5 separate regions of the Homo sapiens genome follow, and regions 2, 3, 4 and 5 are each linked to region 1. The links are chromatin contacts, found by Hi-C or POLR2A ChIA-PET in ENCODE. All regions are on one chromosome and are shown on one strand. The core of a region is the stretch at or near the end of the contact, and the rest is flanking DNA. Distances in the headings are between cores, read along the strand shown. Region 1 holds the start of AFG3L2 (AFG3 like matrix AAA peptidase subunit 2). Region 2 overlaps LDLRAD4 (low density lipoprotein receptor class A domain containing 4). Region 3 overlaps LDLRAD4 (low density lipoprotein receptor class A domain containing 4). Region 4 overlaps LDLRAD4 (low density lipoprotein receptor class A domain containing 4). Region 5 overlaps LDLRAD4 (low density lipoprotein receptor class A domain containing 4).

What was found. Hi-C counts contacts between places; a loop is a spot of excess contacts on that map. ChIA-PET counts read pairs that join two places held with the same protein, here RNA polymerase II (POLR2A). Pooled maps may share reads with other maps.
Region 2: a loop to region 1 is called in a pooled map, with 3 times the contacts of the local background. The contact joins the enhancer-like site here to the promoter of AFG3L2 in region 1. A Hi-C loop is called at or near these places in 3 of 50 pooled maps.
Region 3: a pooled map shows a loop between it and region 1 (9-fold over the local background). The contact joins the enhancer-like site here to the promoter of AFG3L2 in region 1. A Hi-C loop is called at or near these places in 3 of 37 single-sample maps with no recorded cell type and 10 of 50 pooled maps.
Region 4: a pooled map shows a loop between it and region 1 (3-fold over the local background). The contact joins the enhancer-like site here to the promoter of AFG3L2 in region 1. A Hi-C loop is called at or near these places in 5 of 50 pooled maps.
Region 5: a loop to region 1 is called in a pooled map, with 6 times the contacts of the local background. The contact joins the enhancer-like site here to the promoter of AFG3L2 in region 1. A Hi-C loop is called at or near these places in 3 of 37 single-sample maps with no recorded cell type and 8 of 50 pooled maps. POLR2A ChIA-PET finds 5 or more read pairs at or near these places in 1 of 52 experiments (naive thymus-derived CD8-positive, alpha-beta T cell).

What each region holds. Positions count from the first base shown.
Region 1 is chr18:12,374,868-12,378,840 of GRCh38, forward strand. It overlaps AFG3L2 (AFG3 like matrix AAA peptidase subunit 2), which reads right to left and starts at 2,360. Exons shown (of 17, transcript NM_006796.3): 1 at 2,102-2,360. The coding sequence starts at 2,215. RefSeq lists a silencer at 1,925-2,824 and enhancers at 2,597-3,128, 3,129-3,658.
Region 2 is chr18:13,499,336-13,503,525 of GRCh38, forward strand. The region is part of intron 4 of LDLRAD4 (low density lipoprotein receptor class A domain containing 4); the gene reads left to right. Among named protein-coding and RNA genes, the nearest start is that of LDLRAD4-AS3, 30 kb to the left of the region's middle. RefSeq lists an enhancer at 905-1,562. Within about 2 kb of position 2,081, at least 15 of the 41 ENCODE cell types and tissues checked have a DNase peak (open chromatin) inside an H3K27ac peak, as active enhancers do.
Region 3 is chr18:13,565,400-13,569,815 of GRCh38, forward strand. The region is part of intron 4 of LDLRAD4 (low density lipoprotein receptor class A domain containing 4); the gene reads left to right. Among named protein-coding and RNA genes, the nearest start is that of MIR4526, 44 kb to the right of the region's middle. RefSeq lists enhancers at 1,269-1,896, 1,478-1,557, 3,578-3,727. Within about 2 kb of position 2,237, at least 19 of the 41 ENCODE cell types and tissues checked have a DNase peak (open chromatin) inside an H3K27ac peak, as active enhancers do.
Region 4 is chr18:13,449,418-13,453,280 of GRCh38, forward strand. All of the region lies in intron 4 of LDLRAD4 (low density lipoprotein receptor class A domain containing 4), which reads left to right. Among named protein-coding and RNA genes, the nearest start is that of MIR5190, 8.6 kb to the right of the region's middle. Within about 2 kb of position 2,339, at least 6 of the 41 ENCODE cell types and tissues checked have a DNase peak (open chromatin) inside an H3K27ac peak, as active enhancers do.
Region 5 is chr18:13,612,859-13,617,221 of GRCh38, forward strand. The region is part of intron 4 of LDLRAD4 (low density lipoprotein receptor class A domain containing 4); the gene reads left to right. Among named protein-coding and RNA genes, the nearest start is that of MIR4526, 3.9 kb to the left of the region's middle. RefSeq lists enhancers at 936-1,453, 2,393-2,442, 2,473-2,542, 3,480-3,981, 3,603-3,652 and 1 more. Within about 2 kb of position 2,658, at least 8 of the 41 ENCODE cell types and tissues checked have a DNase peak (open chromatin) inside an H3K27ac peak, as active enhancers do.

The DNA.
Region 1 (3,973 bases), core at 1,110-3,609:
CAACAAGGTGAAACACCATCTCTACTAAAAATACAAAATTTAGCCAGGCGTAGTGGCGGGCGCCTGTAATCCCAGCTACTCGGGAGGCTGAGGCAGGAGAATTGCTTGAACCCTGGAGGCGAAGGTTGCAGTGACCCAAAATCACACCACTGCACTCCAGTCTGGGCGACAGAGCGAGACCCTGTCTCAAAAAAAAAAAAAAAAGAAAAGAAAAGAAAAGGGATCAGAGCTTGGTAAAACAGGGAAATGGATACAGGAAACCGAAAAAGGACCTACCACACGGCAGCGTGGCGTGACCATGGCGAAGAAATTGATTTAAGACTGGCAAGGGAGCCTCAAGGAGTAAAAATCATGAATGCAGGCACTATTATTCCCCCTCCCCACCCCCGCTCTTTTTTTTTTTAGGAGACAGAGTCCGTCACCCACGCTGGAGTACAGCAATGCAATCAAAACTCACTGGAGCCTCAACCTCCCGCGCCAAGCAACCCGCCTTGGCCCCCCGAGTTGCTGGGACTATAGTCATAAGTCACTGAGCCCAGGTAAGAAAAAAAAAAAAAAAACAATTTGTAGAGGCCAGGAGCTGTGGCTCAGGTCTGTAATTCCAACACTTTGAGAGGAGGAGGCGGGAGGATCGCCTGGGTCCTGGAGTTCCAGGCCAGCCTGGGCAACTGGGCAAGATGGTGAACCCTATCTTTTGGGACGGAGTCTCGCTCTGTCGCCCAGGCTAGAGTGCAGTGGCCCGCTCTTGGCTCACTGCCAGCTCCACCGCCCAGGTTCACGCCATTCCCCTGCCTCAGTCTCCCGAGCAGCTGGGACTACAGGCGCCCGCCACCACGCCCGGCTAATTTTTTGTATTTTTAGTAGAGATGGGGTTTCACCGTGTTAGCCAGGATGATCTCGATTTTCTGACCTCGTGATCCACCCGCCTGCTGGGATTACAGCCGTGAGCTACCGCGCCTGGCCTCTCCAGAAACTTTTTAAAAATCAACCACGGTGCTGTAGTCCCAGATACTCCGGAGGCTGAGGCGGGAGGATCGCTTGAGTTTGGGGCTGCAGTGAGCTGTGTTTGCGCCGCTGCACTCCGGCCTGGGCGAAGAAGCAAAACCCCGTCTCTTAAAAAATAAAAATAAAAATAAAAATCGTAGATCGGAGGGTCTGCTACCCTACCCAAGCTGGTTTCCAACTCCTGGAGTCAAGCGATTCTCCCGCCTCGGCCTCCCTAAGTGCTGGGATCGCAGGCGTGAGCCCCGGCACTAGCCTATCTCCCCTTACAGTGAAGACGTTGAGCTGACTACAAGGGCGCTGGGATAGCAGGAGGCCAAGCCAGGTTCCCGTGGCCGACCCGGGGACCTCAACCACCACCCGTACACCAGTGCAAGGCTGAGGAACCGTGTCACTTAAACAGTGAGAGCGACTATTCGACACGTGAACCTTTCATTGAGACTGATCACGGCCATGGTTCTGTCAACACTCTATCATTATGTCAGAAACACGTATCAGGTCCCGTGTGTGTATCTAGAGGGATGGCTACCAACAGAGAAAGAGCCTCCTGCTGAGAGCAGGCCCTGATATGCAACGAACACAGAGTCCCTGCTATGAAAAGGTGACATTCTTAATAATAATAGCTAATACTGCCAGTCCTGGAATGCCCGCAATGGCCCCATTCAACAGACGGGAACACGGAGACTCGGAGAGGTTAGGCAGCCCGACTCCAAAACCCGTCCTTGCGACTACATCGTGCTCGTGCTGCTGACTCAAAATTACAGACGCCTTCGTTCCGTGCTCCGGGGACACGAAAGCGGGGACAAGGACGGCCACCAAGCCAACATGACCTTCGAGGCTTCAACCGCCCCGGTGAAGCGCGAAAACCCGGCTCTACTGAAGCTGCGCGTTTTCAAAACTTGAATCCCACAGGCAGGGCTGAGCGCGAATCGGCGCTCCCGGGGCCGGCTGAGAGACAGCGCAGGGCGCCCAGGCCCTCGGCAGGGACGGCCCGCGTGCGGCCGGAGGGCGGGGGCCAGTGACCTTGACGTCCGCTCTCCCGAGCCGGAAGTGGGCCCGAGGCAGGGTGGAGGGCGCCGGGCGCCCAGGTAGGACTCACCGTCCGGAGGCAGGGCTGCTCGCCCGGGCCCACGCCGCCAGGCACGAGGAGCTGCTGTAGGCCGCGGGGCCAGCAGCCGCCCCGGCCCCACAGCCGCAAACAGCGGTGCGCCATGGCCGCCGCCGTGGCCCTCTCGGCCCGGGACGCTGCGCAGGCGCGGGCAGGCGACGACTGGCGGCCTCGGGAAGCGGGCTCGGCTCGGGGAAAGGCCGCCAGGCAGCGAAGCGCGCCGGCGGCTCACGGAGGAGCCCAAGCTCTCAACGCGGCGTCTCCTGCCGCCAGCCCCGCCCCGGCGCGCTGACGTCGGCGTCTCCTCTCCGAGGCCCGCCGCGACCTCCGCCAGTGCAGAAGACAGGACCAAATGGGAGGAGCATGGGGGCGGGACCGGAGGCGGGGGCCGACGGAGCAGCGTTGGGGGCGCGGCAGGAGGCGGGGCCGAGAAGGACCCTGGAGGGCAAGGGGGAGCTAGAGGCGGGGACCGGGCCGAGGGAGGACTCGGGAGGGCGAGCGAGAGCTGGGGGCGGGGCTGATGGCGCACGTGGGGGGCGTGGCTGGAGGTGGGGCCGAGGAAGGACTAGGAGAGCGAGCAGGAGCTGGAGGCGGGGCCGACGGAGGGGTGTGGGGGGCGTGGCTGGAGGCGGGGACTAAGGGGAGACGCGTGACTGGGATCCTGGGCTTCCGAGCCTGGGCAGCCGGGTGGGCCAGCCAGTAGGAGCGAGGGGGAAGTAGCGAAGGCCCCAGCGGCGGCAGATGGAAGGACCCTCCGAGCGCCAGCTGAGTCATGGGGTGGTGCTAGGCTCTGGAGACACCGAAGCACACATTCCTGACCCCTGGGAGGGCGATGCGAAGATTCACAAGCAGCAGGGAATGTTGGGGCTGTGCCGTGCAGCCTGCGCTCTAGGAACCCTGTCGGGGAACTGGTTCTCGGAGAGCAAGTCGAGTCTTCCAGGTAGTGGAAACTACACATTGTTTCCTGTACCGTGACAGCGGAGGAAAAAGGAGAGGTCTTTGAACTGAGGTGGGGGACTTGGGGGTTTTTCTGAGACGGGCTCTCGCTCTGTCGCCCAGGCTGGCGACGCTGGACCTCAGGCAAAGGACAGTAATCCTTGAGAGACAGGAGACAAAACCAGGTGAGTCCTGTGATTACCCCAGTGGCAGTAAAACAATAACAAAAAGATATACCAGATACACCATCATACCATGCTCACACAAAAGAAAACTGAGTAGACAAATAGATTTTAGGGCAAGGAAATTCCAAAGAAAATTAATTGCAGGGAAAAGAATATCACTAAGGATGAAGAGGATCGGGTTTCTTTTCCAGAGACAGGGTCTCAGTCTGTCACTTAGGCTGGAATGCCATGGTGCAATCGTAGCTCACTGCAGCCTCTAACTCCTGGGCTCAAGGGATCCTCCTGCCTCAGCCTCCCAAGTAGCTGGGACCACACACGCTCGACCACACTCGACTTTTTTTATTTTGTGTAGAGTTGAAGTCTCACTTTGTTGCCCAGGCTAGTCTCAAACTCCTGGCTTTAAGCAATCCTCCTGACTCAGCCTCCCAAAGTGCTGGGATTACAGATGTGAGCCACCCACATCTGGCCAAGAGAATTATTATTATTATTATTATTATTATTATTATTATTATAAAGGGGTCAGTTCATCAGTAGGACATAACAACCCTAAACATCTTTGTTCCCATTAACAGAAGCTTAAAATACATGGAGCAAAGACTGACAGAACCACAACTTCCAATTATATTTGGAGATTTCAAATCCTTCTTTTGATAATTGACAGAACAATTAGACAGGAAAATAGTAAGTATATAGAAGACTTAAACACAACCAACTAAATCAAATAGACATTTATAGAAAACTA
Region 2 (4,190 bases), core at 831-3,330, 1.1 Mb after region 1:
GAGAATCCTTGCCACACACGTCCTGCCGTGGACACTGGAGAATCCTTCTCGCCACACACTTCCCACCATGGACACTGGAGAATCCTTCTCGCCACACACGTCCTGCCGTGGACACTGGAGAATCCTTCTACTCACACACGTCCCGCCGTGGATACTGGAGAATCCTTCTTGCCACACACGTCCCGCCGTGGACACTGGAGAATCCTTCTCGCCACACACTTCCCACCGTGGACACTGGAGAATCCTTCTCGCCACACACATCCTGCCGTGGACACTGGAGAATCCTTCTACTCACACACGTCCCGCTGTGGATACTGGAGAATCCTTCTCGCCGCACACGTCCTGCCATGGACACCGGAGAATCCATCTCCACACATGTCCCGCCGTGGACACTGGAGAATCCTTTTTGCCACACACGTCCAGCCGTGGACACTGGAGAATCCATCTCCACACACGTATCCTGCTGTGGACACTGGAGAATCCTTCTGCCCACACACGTCCTGCTGTGAAAACCTCCACGCTCCCTTTCCGTTTTTGCTCTCAGCTGTCCTTCCAGTATGCTGCTTGGGTCAAGCAGCCGCATCTCCACTGTCCTAATGACAAAAGACACCAGCACTGTCTCACTTCCTTTCCTCCTCCTCTCCAGAGTGTTACCTTCCTGATTGACAGGGACTTTCGGTTTTCTATTTAGAAGCACATGTTTGGTGCAGACATGTTGTCCAAGACTTGACATTGGGAAATGTTGGGAATAATCTGAAACTCCTTACAATGTGATGTTTTGGTGATTAAAAAAAAATGTTTAGGAAAGGTTGCTAGGCTTTAAAAATATATATATTTTGCTAACCTCATGGAGTCACTGTGCAGACCCTCTCAGCAGCTAGCCAGGCTGGCCTGGCCCTGACGGCCCGGGAATAGCAGCTGTCTTGTGACTTCCCACAGCAGGCACATTGCGTCGTCTCTCAAAGTCCCTCCTCTGGAGCGCCTCCTCTGCCCGTGGGGCTGTGCGGGACAGTGGCCGCGTCTCTGTCTCATTGCAGGACAGCACTGGGTCTTAGGTGCTTTTTCATGTTGTCCACACCTAACGCTGCTGCTCCCCGGGGCCCAGTTTTGAAACTGCCCTTTGGCATCATGCTTTCCCGCCCCTCCTGGGAGCAGCGCCTGTGGGAGGGCAGCGTTATTCCCAGCTCCTCAGAGAGGAGACCACATCCATGGCAGTGTGTGACTGTCCCTTTCGGCGGTCCTTTGTGAAGCCCGCGGGAAGTTCTGCATTCAGTTCCTGACTCCCAGAAAAACGTCCTGTCTTTTGAACTGAAAGGAGGCTGATGTCAGAGCCTCGTTGAGTAACAATGGAGAAAATCTACATCAGAGGAAAGAAGCCCTGAGCTGCTTTAAATGCTTCTGTAAGATGATATGCCACAACACGAATGTGGATTGTTGACAGTAACCACAGAGACGAGATCATCGAGGGAACCAGCTGGGAGTTTGTGAGGCCATAAAACACATCATCAAAAATATGGTGAAGCAAATTCAGAATTGGTTTTTAGAAAGGAGAAGGAACCATTGGCAATCTGACCCATAAATTATTCTACATTTTCAAATATTATAACTAGGAAGGTCGCTTCAAGGAGCCTTCAAGCCCCTCATGCCCACCCGCCCCAAACCCATTGTCACTGCTAGGTCCCAGATTTACAGCCACCTGGAGAGGAAGTTGCAGGGGGTCTCTGTGCAGCTGAGGATGATGGAAGGGATTGCAGAAGGCTGGTGCTGTAACTGTTGTTAGCGGGAGATTGAGGCCGGGGGGTGGAGTAGGGGCTACTTTCTTCCCCCTGCACCTGCTATCATGATTTCAGCAAAACCTTGCCTTTCTCCTCTTCAATCTTAAATAGGTACAGTGGCTGAGTATTAATATTAATGAGCATAATAACAATAATAAAACTGGCAGTAGCATCAAATGAATGTGGTCTCCTGCAGTAGAAATATTTACCCGATGTGTCCTGCCAGTGAGAGAGATTTTGGCATTAAACCTAGACATTACCTCATCCTCCTGGGCAGACAGCCGATTGCCATGCTAAGCAAGTCTGCGCCGAGAAGAGCTGAGTACCTGCCGACGGCTGCATGGCCCAGACCCCAGGGAACACAGTTTCCTTGAGCCTGTCTGTCTGTCTGTCTGTCTGGGTCTCACCCTTAATTCCTTTCTTTCTCTTTCCCTCCTCCGGAGGTTGGCATTGTGTATTTTCAAATTGTGTTGCTTTTTTTTTTTGCAGAATCTTGTAGGGTGTGTTGTGAAAAGTCTGCCAGCCAGGTGGGTGGGTATTATTAATAATCCATAGAAACCCAAGGGGTCCGGAGTGAGAGGAGAAACATGACGTGCCTGTGTGTGCACAGGACGCCTGACACTCGCTCACACACGCATGTCCCTCTCTCTGAGAGCCAGGGAATGGGGTGGGGGTTGGTTTGGTTTAATGCATGATAAAAACAGGGGCATTCTGTAATAACAGAGCTTTCATTTCAAGATTCTTAACAACTAAAATAATATTTTGAAACATTTGGAATTGTACTAGAAATGTGTGTTTGATATGTTCAACCTAAGAAAACATCACACTTAAAATGCTTTTACTCCACTGGCTTCAGACCTCTTTGAAATTGGTGCCTACACAGCTGAGAAGTCCGGGTAGGTGCCGTAGGCAAATTGAGGGGAGAAAGTGACATCTTGTGTAACGCTGCAAATTCGCGGAAGGCTTTGAACCGTCACCAGAGTAGCAAATACTCATTGTGAAAGTTTTTGCAATGAGGTACGGAAAACCATTTCAGCTGCTCTGATTGTCAGCTCTCCTGTGTTTTCTTTAGCTCCTGACTTAAAGTTACGTGTCCTGTCAGTTTTGATACTCTTACTACTTAGTGCTTTAGGTTTTATCAGCTGGTGCCACATCTTTTAAAATTCTGTCCCACTAGCCTCTGTGCTGGTCCTGACCGATTCACCAGCTCTTGGGACTGTGTCCAGATGCCTTTTGTGATGCCTCTTTTCTAAAATGCTTTTATTTGGGTTTAAGATGTACTAATTCTTTCACACACCCATAGCTGAATACCAAATATTGGTATGCATACTACCAAACTTTTGTGTATGAAGTTCGTACAAGGCACTAAGTCATTTAAAACATTTTAATTGTGTGCTGAGCTCGTAAGTGTACAATATGACTGTCTAGTAAATTCTTAATTATTTGTCGACTCTTTATCGAAGAAAAAAGTAAGTAGGGGAAAAGATAAAGGAGCATCCAGCCGGTGGCAAAGGAACAAGCCGTGTAGCTCTGCTTCTCACCCACTCTCAGCTAGCTTGGGCCACGGCTGCCTGAAGTGACACCAAACAGGAACCCCACTGGGAGGACTGTACGGGCCACACCCATGGACGTGATCTGTCTATGAAACAGGTCTTCTCAGTGCTTCGGGGTGAATTTTGACTTCTCCTGAGCCATCCTCAGAGCACAGCTGGTGGGGAACTTCACCCGTCTGGTCACTCCTGAAGCAGTCTGGCTGGCAGCCACAGGCTGGGATCCCAGTTGTTGGAGGTCAGTGCACACAGCGGCTATCTGCTGTAGCAGAAAGAATTTAGGGGAGGAAAGGCTTGAGAAGGAAGGGCAAGAGAGAGCAGACTTTGTGGCATCAGTCAGGTATATGTGCTTGTATTAACATGAACCTGAGAGGCTGATGGTATTACATGGAATTCCAAGTTTCGACTGCATGAATTCTGTCTCTTGTGGTTTATCTATGGCCACCATCAACCGATGTTGTGTGATAAAACGTTTAAAGTATGTACAACTGAAAGTGGAGATGGATACTAGGGGCATTTAACGTTTTAAGCTTTCCTCCAGGGTTTTTTCCTCAGTTACATGGAGGATGGCCCTAGGTACTAACTGTTGGAAATGGCAGCATTGAAAAGTGCAGCACTTTCTGCTTCAGCAGCATCTCAATTCTGCGCAGCCTTTGAAAATCCTTTTCTACAGATAGCAGGCAACCTGCCATTGTTCCCAGCCGGCAGCGTGGTCCCTGCCACCAGGTGCTTGAACAAACGGCCATGTGTATGAGGGTCCCTTCTCCTAAGTAAAATTACCCTAAAGACTCTAAACGAGAATGGAGACTTTGAAAAAAATCTTCTGTATTTTTCTATTTTAATTATCAAGTAGGGGAAACAGATC
Region 3 (4,416 bases), core at 987-3,486, 1.2 Mb after region 1:
CGTGCTGGCCTGCGAGCAGCCCGGGCAGACCTCCAGGCAGCAGGACAAAGGGGCGCTGCGGTCCTCAGCCACACAGCCAGGGTGGCGGGGATAACAGCCCCTTGTCATCGCAGGGTTGTGACATTGGCATGAGCCGCCCTCACAGCTGGACCGTCCTGGCGCTTGTCTTGGGCTGTGGAACGAGCCAGCCCAGCTGTACTGAAATGCCCATTCTTTTCTCCTTTCTCGTGCCCCTGTCAACAAGCAGACAGACAAAAGGGTTCTATTGTGGCTCATGCCGTGAGCATAACCTTTCTCTGCCATGGGAAGGAGATGGGTGTGCTCAATGGTGGCAGAGCTCTGTACCTGCACCTCACTTTGTGTGTGGAGGGGAATTGGGATTTGTGTTTTGTAGCCTCTAGGACAGAGCTCCTCCATGCTTGCGGGGTCGCACATTTTGGACGGGGCCTTAAGGAGTTTGTGTTGATATTCAAAGGAAGAATTCCATCAGCGTTGATCAAACGTGGCTCTGAAGACTGTGACGATGATGTCCCATGTGGCATTAAACACAAGCCGAGCTGCTGCTCCAAGGCACGCCATTCGTCCATTCGTTCAGTCCAACAAGCCTGGGCCATGAATTTTCTCTGGGACCCGCATCATCTCATAGTGGGGACACAGAAATGCTCCCTCCCAGCCCCTGCTCCTGGGGCTGTGGTGTCTGGTAGAGAGGGCAGGTGTCTAACATGGTTACAGTTACATCCGCTTGGTGGGACTTGATGACAAGACTAACGGGCAGCCAATGAGACCCCCGTCAGTGCTGGGGAGATAGTAGGGGAAAGGGCACTGAGCCAGGACAGTAAGCTATCCCTTGGCTCCTGTTCCTGTCTCTGGAAGGTCAGTCTGTCCTGGAGGAGAAGCCAACACCCATCTCTGTTCAGCACAACGGGCATGAGTTTTCTTATATTTTCAATAAAGAGCATGCCTTAGACTTTTTTTTTTTTTTGAGACAGAGTCTCGCTCTGTTGCCAGGCTGGAGTGCAGTGGCGCAATCTTAGCTCATTGCAACCTCCACCTCCTGGGTTCAAGTGATTCTCCTGCCTCAGCCTCTCGAGTAGCTGGGACTACAGGCGCCTGCCACCACGCCCGGCTGATCTTTGTATTTTTAGTAGAGACGGGGTTTCACCATGTTGGCCAAGATGGTCTCGATCTCTTGACCTCATGATCCACCCGCCTTGGCCTCCCAAAGCGGTGGGATTACAGGCACGAGACGCTGCGCCCAGCCAAGAGTATGCCTTATATTAAATGACAGCAGGTGTCTCTTGGCCCAGTGGAAATAATTGATGTGGTGCTATACTATGGCTTTATGTCTTTATCCTTGACACATGGGTTCTCCCCACAGTCCCCCAAAAAGAGAGGATTTAAATATGTATAGGTTTACTTACAAACATCTGCCCAAAGGGTATTAGAGTAGCATGGAAAGTGGAAAATCATTTAGACTTGTTGAACTTCTGCTTTGTGCTGAATACTGTGCTAGAAATTCAATGGACTCAGTGTCCCTGTGAGGAGAGGGTCCTGCTGAGCTGATGGGGAAGCGAAGCCCAGCCTGGTGCAGCCTGGCCTGGAGTCACACAGCGTGTGTGAAAGAGCCTAGAACCAAGCCGCGCCTGGCCCAGGGGGGAAGCAGCCCTGCCAGTGCACGCAGACTTGTTCCCGTGTCACTGACCTCATCCTCATCGTGGGTTGCTCTGGTTTGCCTTGGTCAATATTAATCATTTCCCCCTGCCTCCCAGCTTCACTAGTTTAACTATGACGTGCATGTGCTTTTGTGGGTACCCTAAGAGTCCAGGGGCGCTGCTAAGAAAGACAAATACACACACGTAGGGAAGAAACACAAGTACCTTGCGTCTTCCTAATCTAACAGTGTCTGGATTGCTTCAGATTCCTGGAGTAGCTGGACTGAAGGCAGAGATGAGGGGCTTGTTGACCTGGGAGCTCTTTATAGCTAATGCTGCTCGGCTTCAGTTCCTGAGGCCTGCTGCCGTAGGGCCTGCCTGCAAACGCACTGTCACCACCCCCCGCCGCTGCAGCCCCCCAGGAGTTACGCTTTTGCAGAAGACCCAGCTGCCTAAGTAAAATTAAACACCCTCAAGCTGTTTGAGGCTCTTAAAAACATTTTCTCAGCACTGAACTTCTCTGAAGATCTGAGACTATTAGCACAAAACCAAGAGTTCTCTCTAAACTGCTTTTCTCTTTCCCCTGAATGCAAATGAACTTCCCCTGCTGGTTTCCATTCATCTGACAGGTCATAATTGTGACGTTGGTAAAATAGAGAAAGTTCCCTTTTGAAAATTGAGCTATGAGAACTTTTTTTGTTAAAAAAAAAAAAATAGAATATTTGCTTATTTTAAAAATAGAGTGACACAGTGATAATGGTGTCATCATTTAAACTCTACCCTATAAACTCTAGTTTGGACATGTCTTGGCTTATTGGAAATAATGAAAGTATTAACGCTGTGGATTTTTTGTTATAGTGGGTGTCACTGTTAGGAATTGTGAGTCACAGACATCTGGTCATCGTGCCTTCAACCCACAAGCAGTTATTGCCTCACATTAGAAACAAGTTTGGCCGGGCACTGTGGCTCACACCTGTAATCCCAGCACTTTGGGAGGCCGAGGAGGTGGGGGGTGGGGGGATCACCTGAGGTCAGGAGTTCGAGACCAGCCTAGCCAACATGGCGAAACCTGTCTCTACTAAAAACACAAATATTAGACAGGTGTGGTGATGTGTGCCTGCAGTCCCAGCTACTCAGGAGGCTGAGGCAGGAGAATCACTTGAACCTGGGAGGTGGAGGTTGCAGTGAGCCAAGATCATGCCACTGCACTCCAGCCTGGGTGACAGAGTGAGACTCCGTTTACAAAAAAAAAAAAAAGAAAAAAACAAGTTTGCAGAAGGCAGCATGGGGCTGGTATAGGGGCCCCACTAAGTCCTCGAGGATCCAGGTTATCTCTTTCGGCCCCACTCTCCCAGCACTTAGTGTCCAGCTCTGAGGTTGTTTCATGGTCTAGAATGGCTGCTGGAACTCCAGCCAGGACACTCACACTGCAGTCTGGACCATGGAAGAAGAACTGAAGTCCAAAATGATACATGCCTCCTTCCTTTAAAGACCCTTCCCAGAAGTCCCACACACCGCTTCTGCCACTGTCTCCTGGCCAGAACCTCACCGTAAGGCCACACCAGCTGCAGGAGGAACTGGACAAGGTTCCAGTCTTGCTAAGGAAGAAAGGGAAGGCAGAATAAAAACGAGTGCACTTCACGCCCCACATCAGGACCTGTGGCCTTCGTTATAATTTAGGGTCTCTGTATCACAGTAGACAGACCCCGTGGTTAGAGGCCTGCTGAGTGTAGGTTTCAGGTCTTCCTGTCTCTTACCTTATCAAGTTATTTAAATTTATAACATAGCCAAGCGTGCGTCTATCCAGGAAGTGTGTTCACATCTAGTCAGCATGGTCATCTTGAAGGGCTCAGGGAAAGACCCTCATACCCCACCTTCACCAATCCCTTGGTCATGAAGGATGTTGGCTCCTCTCACCTGCACCCTCTACCCAATGTGATGTTTGTAGGCACCCCATGAATAAACATTTTATGAATGAGTTGATATTAGTGGATTACACGAGCAACTACATCATTTGAAAAAAAAAATGATTATAAGAAGCTAAGAGAAGTTGTGACACTAATCCAATACTGAGATGCTTGTTTTAGATGATGTCATACTTTCATAGCAGACACTAGAGAAGCGCCCTTTGCCCTCCTCCCCACTCCTGGGGCCTTCCCCACACGTGGCCTCAGAAACTTCTTTCCCACGCTTGGGCCTCCCAGGGCCGCCCCATCCTGCAGGCTCAGGGGCTCAGACTCTGAACTATTAGCTCCATACTAGCCCTGCGCTATCTGGGGAATAAAACACTCTCTGTACTCTTGTCTCTATAGAAAAACTTTTTTTCAGTTGCAGGATAAGCCAATTAGAAATGAATTTTGGGCACCAAACTGATTCATAAGTCGGATGTTGCTTATCTTCACTTTACTTTAAAATGAATTGCTTTTATGTGTCTTTCAAGGAAAAAAATATTCTCAAAAAATCTGTAGCACTAATGATTAGCCTTACTTTGGGCTAATTTCCCTTTTGATAGAAACGAATGATTGTACCAACAACTTAAATTTCCCTTGGGGCTGGGCACAGTGGCTCAAACCTGTAATCCCAGCACTTTGGGAGGCCAAGTTGGGCAGATCACTTGAGGTCAGGAGTTCGAGACCAGACTGACCAACATGGTGAAACCCCTGTCTCTACTAAAAACACAAAATTTAGCCAGGCTTGGTGGCAGGTGCCGGTAATCCCAGCTACTTGGGAGGCTGAGGCAGGAGAATCGCTTGAACCCGGAAGG
Region 4 (3,863 bases), core at 1,089-3,588, 1.1 Mb after region 1:
GGGAGCCTTGTGCTAAGTGACACTTAAAATCTTGGGACCATAAAGTGCATCTCCCCATTTCAGAGACTGGTGGCTCAGTGGGGTGACCCCCAGGCTCATACGTGTGCTTGGGAGAGGAGAATCTCAGATTGCCCTGCCTCCTTGAGAAAGGCCCCTGTCTTCCTGCGGGCGTGCACCTGTTCCGGAGAGGGCCCCTGAGCCAGGCTGTCTGCTGTGGATGGCTCTGCCATGGCGCTATCTCCTTCATCCTTATCTATCTCTTCATTGTTAGTGGAGGGTGTTGGGCATCTGTTATTTGCTTTATTCTAAAAATTCAGAGAAAAAGGAACTTGAGCTACACTTCAGGCCTTTTACCCTTAGATCTTGGGGGAAGGTCAGCTATGGTTCCAGGTAGGGTGTACCGCCGCAGGCCCTTGCATGCCAGCTGTTCTCCCTGTCTGGGTTTGGGCAGGTGGTGGGTTCAGGCCCAACCGCTCTCTCTGTCATGGGGCCGGGGTGGTGGCTGAGCCAATCAAGCAAAATGATGGACCTTCCATCACGGGATGTAAGCCCGTGTCTTGACTTCACGTGACTTTTTGTGGAAGGACAGCCAAAGGAACACATTACCGAGAGAGTTCGCTCTTCCATTTGCATAGGCTTTGGAGATAGAAGTGTTGAGTATTGTTTCTTCCTTGGTGAGAGGGGTTGGCATGAACCCAGAATTTTAAATGCCAATCTGACCTTAAAAGGCTGGCAGAGACCCTGCCCTTCCAGGCCTACCCGTGCCTCCCACTGAAGCCCCATGAGGCCTCTAGATCAGCGGCTGCTGCCTCCTCTCACCCTTCTGGTTCAGTGTCTGCTCTCATGTTAGGAGACGTTAACTGGAAATGACAGGACCTGGGGCCAGTGCAGTTAGCTTCTCTCCCCCCACCCCCCCCCCCAAAAAAACACACAAGATCCCAAGACTGATTAGTTTTCATAAGTTGTTGAAGGAGAAATAGTTGTTGAAAGATTATGTCTGGACAGGGGGCTGGAGGGTGTTATAGAGAAAACATGTTTGGGGTAGTCACTTGTGGAAAATTATATGCTGAGTAATACAAAACATCCCATCTCTGGGATACTTCATGGAAGGTATTTTTCTGAGTATTGAATGCGTGAGAGGCATGGGCTGGGCTCTATGGGCAGGTGCAGGGCTGCAGGGGCTAGGTGACATGGGAGGGTGCAGTGTGTGTGAGACGGAGGCTTTGCCTCCCAGCTTTGTTCTGTCCAGTGCTAAGTGGTGTCCTTGAGAAGGCCCACAAAGTTGTGGCACGTATCTGCAGTGCCAGTATGCAGGACAGAAGGAACATCTTACTAAGCCTGGGTGCTCAGGGAGGCCACCATCATGGGCTGGCAGGGTCTGGAGAACCCCTGCTCTTCAGGGGGAGTGTCGTGGGGAGACGCCTGGGCAGGGATGCCACATAGGCTTGTCATGGAAGCTTGCGGGGAGGGGAGGGCTGACTTTGAGGAGCACCACTAGAAAGGTAGGTGGGGTCAGATTCTAGAAAGCCAGGGATGTCAGGCCAGATCGCTTTCATTCTCTTTCATGAAGGAAGTCATTGAAGGTTTTTGAGCAAGAGAGGCTACGACACAAAGCTGTTGTATAGCCGGAAGGTCCTTAGAGATGGCTTAGTTTAGTTCTGCACTCAGGAAAGGAAACTGAAGCCTGAGATTACGTGACCACTTCAAGGTCACAAAAATAGTCTTTGGCAGAAGTCCTAATATGTATGTTTCTAGTCTGTCTGGGCTACTATTACCAAATACCATAGACTGTGATATGGTTTGGCTATTTGTCCCCTCCAAATCTCATGTTGAGATGTAAGCCCCAGTGCTGGAGGTGGGGCCAGGCGGGAGGTGTTTGGGTCATGGGGACGGATTCCTTGTGGCTTGGTGCTGTCCTTGAGGTAGTGAGTGAGTTCTCACAAGGTCTGGTTGTTCAGGTGTACGGCACCTCCCCCCTCACTCCTTGCTTCTGCTTCCCAGTGTGAGATACCAGTCCCCTTTTACCTTGCATGATGAGTGGAAGCTCCCTGAGGCTCCCTGGAAGCAGATGTCAACACTATGCCTCCTTATGTAGCCTGCAGAACCCAGAGCCAATTAAGCCTCTTTTCTTTATAAATTACCCAATCTCAGATATTCCTTTATAGCAATGCAAGAGATGGCCTAATACAGATGGGATGGCTTATAAACAATCAAAATGTGCATCTTACATGTCTGGAGGCTGGGAAGTCCAGGATCAAGGTGCTGCCGGACTCAGTGTCTGGCGAGGGCTTGCATCCAGGCTCACAGACCGTGCCTTCTGGCTATGTGCTTACATGGCAGAAGGGGAAGGAAGCACTCTGAGGTCTCTTTCCCATGGGCATGAATCCCAATCCTGAGGGCTCTGCCTTCATGACTGAATGCCTCCCAAAGGTCTCACCTCCTAAGCTTGTCACTCAGGGGTTAGGATTTCAACATATGACTTTGGGGGTGGGGAGAGAGTACAAAAACTTTCAGAGCCTAGCAGTGCTTCCCATTTCTTAGGACAGTTCTCCTTCCACTAGACCCTGTCCTCACACCAACTTGTCAGGTTAGGCAGTGTCAGGGTGGCAGGAGGAAATCACCCGGAAGGACCCTCCCTTGCAGAGTAGGCAGCCTATGGTGAACGTGGCGTGTGCCCCTGAGAGTAGGGACTGGGCCTAGCTAGGAAGGCTGTCAGAGGGGCAGGTCCCCAGTAGCTGTGCCTTTGGGATTATGTAAAAAAGGGTTTGGAGGAATCCACATGAAAGCCACAGCAGGAGATGAATAGGGAGGGAAGTCAGAGTGTGCCCGGCACAGCAGGGTCCCAGTGTGGTGTCCCCAGTTTTGGGGTTCACGGTGGCAGCGGCGGCTCCTGGCCACCCTCCTTGCAGCGCTTGGAGGATGCAGCGGGTGCAGACTGGGTGCCGTGGAGGGGGGCGAGGAGGAGTCTGGGGCTATCTCCTGGCAGAGGGATAGCTCAGCAAAGGTGGTGGGTGCACTAGAGAGAGAGGAGGACCCCTGTGAGCAAGTCTCTGCGAGGGTAGGATCGAGCCTAGAGAGTGGAGATGTGGACGGAAGAACTCCAGTGCACAGGAGGAGACTCTTCTGAAGCTGGAAAGGAGGAAGGCGGGAGTCCTTGCTCCTGGGCAGAGCTGCTGCTATGAGTCAGCCTGGGGCTGGGGAGTTGGAAAAATACCGACATAGGAGGGATCTGCAGTCCTGACAGTCAGCATCTTGGTCATGCTCTGCAGTGTTCAAAAGAGCTTTCTGCGTGTATGAACTTCTCTCCACAATTCCACCAGGTCGCGTGTTTACTAATTGCTAAGTGCTTTACTTGAGTCATCTCATTTAATTGTTAGAACAACCATATGTGATAAGAACTCATCGGACCCCTCCTTAGGATTAAGGAGGTCAGTGGCAATGAGTCCAGCCTCAGCCTGAGGGGTGACCCCCAGCGAGAACCTCCAGGAAGGCCAGAGGCAACGTCCTGGGGCAAGTGAGGGGGACCACGGGGGATGCTACATGGAATGCTGCTTTCCAAGTGCAAATGACCAGGGAGAGAAAGGGCACAGAGATGGGCTTGTGCTCTGCTCAGCATGGGGAGCACCGCAGGGGTGCACATGAGCGAGCGTGAGGTCACGGGATTTGCATCATGTGCAAATGAAATGCAGGAATCACAGGGACAGTCATCGTTTTAAAAGAAGCAGGACCCCGGTATCTTGCCCTTTGAAAACAGATGATGGTGGACTTTGTTTTGCATTGCTCCTGGTGTGCCTGTGGTTGCGTGCACGTGCTCGCGTTTTGGAAATGAGGAGGCCCGTGAACTGGTGTCCTGCTGTGTGTGA
Region 5 (4,363 bases), core at 1,408-3,907, 1.2 Mb after region 1:
GCTGAGAAGAGGAGAAGCTCTTTCTCAAGAAGTTTCTTTCTACCTAAGAGGGGTCTGTCAACTCAGAACATTTCCGGGTGGGACTCCCTTTAGGAAGATGCATGTCAGGCTTTTTCATCTTCTTTCAAGCCTGGAATTAGTTTGTTCCTGTTGGAGGTGTTATGCATGAGTACACAGTTTGTTGCTTTGGAGTTTTGTTTTTTTCAAATGTCTGTATATAAGGCTGAGACCTCCCCTGGAAATTCTGCTACTTGTTAATAATTCCTTTTTCTTCACCCTCATGAGCTGAAAACTGCATTTTAAAGAAAAGGTATTTCTCAGGATGTGGCTGGTTCATTGAACACTTTCTTAGGTCATCCATGTAGTGACAGGAGCTATTAGGAAGGAGAACTGTGACTCTGAGAGATAGAGAGCCAAAGAAAGTGAGAGACAGACAGACTGGCTGTGGGATGAGAGCCTCAGAAGCCACCACTCTCCCCTGTGGAAATGAAGGTTCCATTCCATGTGCAGCTGTGTTTTTTTTCTGATGCACTTTCCTAAATTAATAATGTGGAGGTGGAGGTGAGGGTGGATTTTAAATGAATCCTATAGGGGGAATTATGGCTTATGTATGTATTTTTTTCCATTTATAGCATGGCAGAGGGATAGACTTTTAAAAGGTTTATAATTGCTCTTACTCCTCTGCTGATTTTTTAGAAAATCCTGTCAGTCATCTTTGATCAGAACATATTTAGGTAAATTTCTTTCTGAAGAGATCATGAAACTCTAGATTCTAAAATGCGTGGTGAGAAGTAATTGTAGTGGATGAAGGCTTGGGCTTTCATAAAGTGAGGAGATGCCACTCCAGCTGGACGGGCTCGTGGAGTCTGCATTCGAGGGATTCCCTAGTCCGTCCAGTCATCACGGGCTGCTGCCCGCCTGCCCGTGCCGTCCAAGGCACCTGGCCTTGGGCCGGTATCAGGTAGCCGCGCCTGGGTCACACCTGCCCTCCACGTTCATCTCTCCACCTACAGATCATAGGGACCGTTTCCTCATTTTATTGTCATGCAAATGTTGTACATAAATACATGGCTATAAACAGGCAGCTCAGAGTAACCAGGAGGCTCTTTTCTCAGTGACAGATCACACCCTCTTAGAGTAGTAATTTTTGAATAATTGTTGCAAAATATGAAAACCTTTAGCAAAACTCCAGCACCACTGAAGTCATCAGGAAGTGTTTGGGAGAATACGTGTCTGTGCTGGATGCTGTTGAAGCAGGTCAGGCCGTTGGGGTCCCTTCGTTCTTAGGGCTTCTCCACCAGCTTCTAAATGGGGAATGCCAACTTTGTGCCAGGCACACACTACCTGCTGAGACACTGTGGATGAACAAGGCGTTGACCCAGGGCTCACTCTGTAGAGGAAGAAGACCAGAGAATGGATACCACCAAGACAGTGATAAGTGCTGCAACAGGGTTCAGAGCTGCACAGGAAGTCCCCAAAGGTAGTGAACCCATCATCGGGGCTTAGGAAAGAGCTTTTAAAGGAAGATAAAGCCAGCAGGTGACGCCAAAAACTGGGTATTTCTGTAGGGTAGCTTTTTTCCCTTTCGTTCTACTTGTTGTACTATACAGTAGAGTAGCCAACCCACCTCCAAGGAAAATAAAATTCAAAATATATAATGTAATCAGTATGATGATAGCTCTTATTGTTTTGCTTCTGTACTTCAAGCTGTGAAGTCATTCTTGTAACACAGGCTGAATTTTCCCCCTCAACCATGGTGTTTAATGAGTGTGAATCTTCATTCAACCATTAAAATCTCCAAGAGTATTTTTATACTAACAGTTCACAAACTTGAGGCAATTATAGTCTAAGTAGATTCCAACTCCTGCCCCCACCCGTCTTCCTGCCACCACCGCCGCCCGGTCTCTGGAGGATCTTGGAAAGAATTTACCAGCCTTTAGGAACATTCAGCACTTTAAAAGTGTCACAGAGCCATAAATAAAGAGTAAGACACCCCTAAGACTGTCATCTCATCACCACACCCGTCTCTGCTGAGGAGGACAGAGACAGGAAGGAAATGCGACAAGTTCACTGTGCAGTAGCCAAGCAGGCCCAGCCAACATGTGGGAGGGTGGGTGTCTGTCCCAGCGGTGGGGCAGGAGGCGTGCAGGGGAAGGGGCTGCCTGGAGGTAAGGCTCTGCGGTCAGCCAGCCCTGGGTTTGGTGCTCCAGGAAAGGCCAGCACGTAGGGGAGTGAGGTGGGGTGCTGCTGTTGGTAGGGTAGGAAGTGACCTCGCAGGGTGGGGCCAGGGCTTCGTGGCCAGTGGGCGGCCATTTCTGTGACATTGCAATGTTCTGCGTGGATCGTTTTCTGGATTCCTGCCAAGGTGTTTACTTGGCCTGGGGAAAGAGAGGAACGCATGAGGGGCCCAGACCTTGCCCCCTGACCCATGATAGGGTCTTTGAGGGCATACATAACACATCTGGAGCTTAAAAAGAATTAAACTGTAGAAATAAGACTTCAGTGAAGGATAATATATTAGTGGAGGAAAGACCAAATGGAAGATGGTGTTAACCATCCCACAAATAGAAATGAGTGTTATATTAGGAGCCTAAGGTGGGACAACCACACTTCCCCAGAGCTCTTTAAAAATAGCGCAGACACTCATGCCTCTAGTATGATTCAGTTCAGCTCCTCATTGAACCAGGGAAGAGACCGACAGACTTCACACCACTTCTTCTGTTCCTGTAATTCTCCACTGTGCAGCTTGGGATTTCCTGGAGATGTTTCCATAAAAATAGAGAGATGCCATCATCACTGTCGTCACTGTCACTGCTGTACAATAATAAAAGAAGGTGCTAGGATGCCTTCCTGTAAGTTTTAGACTAGATGTATTAAAAAGTATCCGGTATTTCCATTGCAGTGACTCATCTGTTACAGCATCATGAACTACAGCGCCGTAGAAGGGGGATGTGAACGTTTGACTTTGGCCTCAACTTCTTTCCTTGCGTGCCCTGCTTTCTAGCACTCTTCTGTGGACATCTGTTACTGTTGAACAAGGAAACTCAACCAGTGGTCTGTGTTCAGAATCCGTGTTAGGCGTGTAGCATCTTGGAAGCCCCAAAGCATCCTATTAATTTTCTAAGAATGCTACTATTCCTGCGGGTTTTATTTTTCTAAACTTTCTGTTTTAACAGTTCTTCCAGAATTCATTTTCTTCTTAGCCTCCCCTTTCCAGCCCACTCCTCCCCAACCCCTAAAAACGAAACCCAAACCCCAGGTGTCTTTCCTTTCTGTGGATGCTGGGCTCCACGCACCACAGCCACCTCCCTGCCCTGCCACGTGAAAACAGGCTGTGGGTGTTTAGTGGAATTCTCCTGTTTAAAATGACTGAGAGGGTGTGGGAGGACAGGTGGGGGGGGGGGGGTTGCCACACACCCCCTCGTGAGCTTGAAAGGGGGTCATGGAGGGAGAGGGCATCTCAATGCAGGGCTCAGGGTCTGGGAATCCTCACACACGTTTCCAAGAACCTGTTGACTGCAGTTTTCACTTTGAGGATCTCCTGGGCCCTGCCTGGGGAGGCTTTGTGGCCCTGAAGAGAGTACAATGCTCATCTTTTCTGTTGCTAGTGTTCTGGCTCCTGTGACTTAAAGACGAGAAGGAGGTCTGTTTCCACTGATGGGTTTTGCCCAGAGTCCCCAGAGCAAGGCTCTGCCGCGTGTGTGGGCCCCGCACCAGACCCTGACGCCCTCAGGGGAGGGCTTCGGGAGCACCCACCGGCCACCGTCACCTGCAGCCAGGGACCAAGCTGCTGCAGTGAGATGACCAGGCTGTGAGGATGGTGGTCTCTGGGACCCAGGTATCCCTGGGTCTTTGTTGCCTGCAGGAAGAGCTGCCTCCTGTGCCCAGGGCTGAGTGCCTTCATGGCTCAGGCCTCATCAGGCTGCCGCCACCCCAGGGCACCCCACGGGGCCACTCGATTCGGTTTGCAGGCTCCTGAGGACAGTGTTCCTGCTCCCACAGCCTCTGAGCATGCCCATGAACTTGACCTGCCCCAGGCACCATGCCACTAGGGTGCCCGTGAACCCCCAGGGCCGACGCTCATCCATGTGCTGTAGATGCACCTGCCACGGCTGGGCATGACTCATATTTGGAGCCTCAGGGCAACAGCATGGTGCAGGTGTCCCAGCAGGGCAGGGCGGTACCTGTGTGTGGCAGGTTTATAAGAAAGCAGTCCCCTTAAAAAGAAAGATGGTGGGGCCTTTACTTTTTTTTTTTTTTTAAGAGACAGGGTCTCGCTATATTGCCCAGGCTGATCTTGAACTCCTGGTCTTAAACAATTCCCCCGTCTTGGTCTCCCAAAGTGCTGAGATTCCAGGCACGC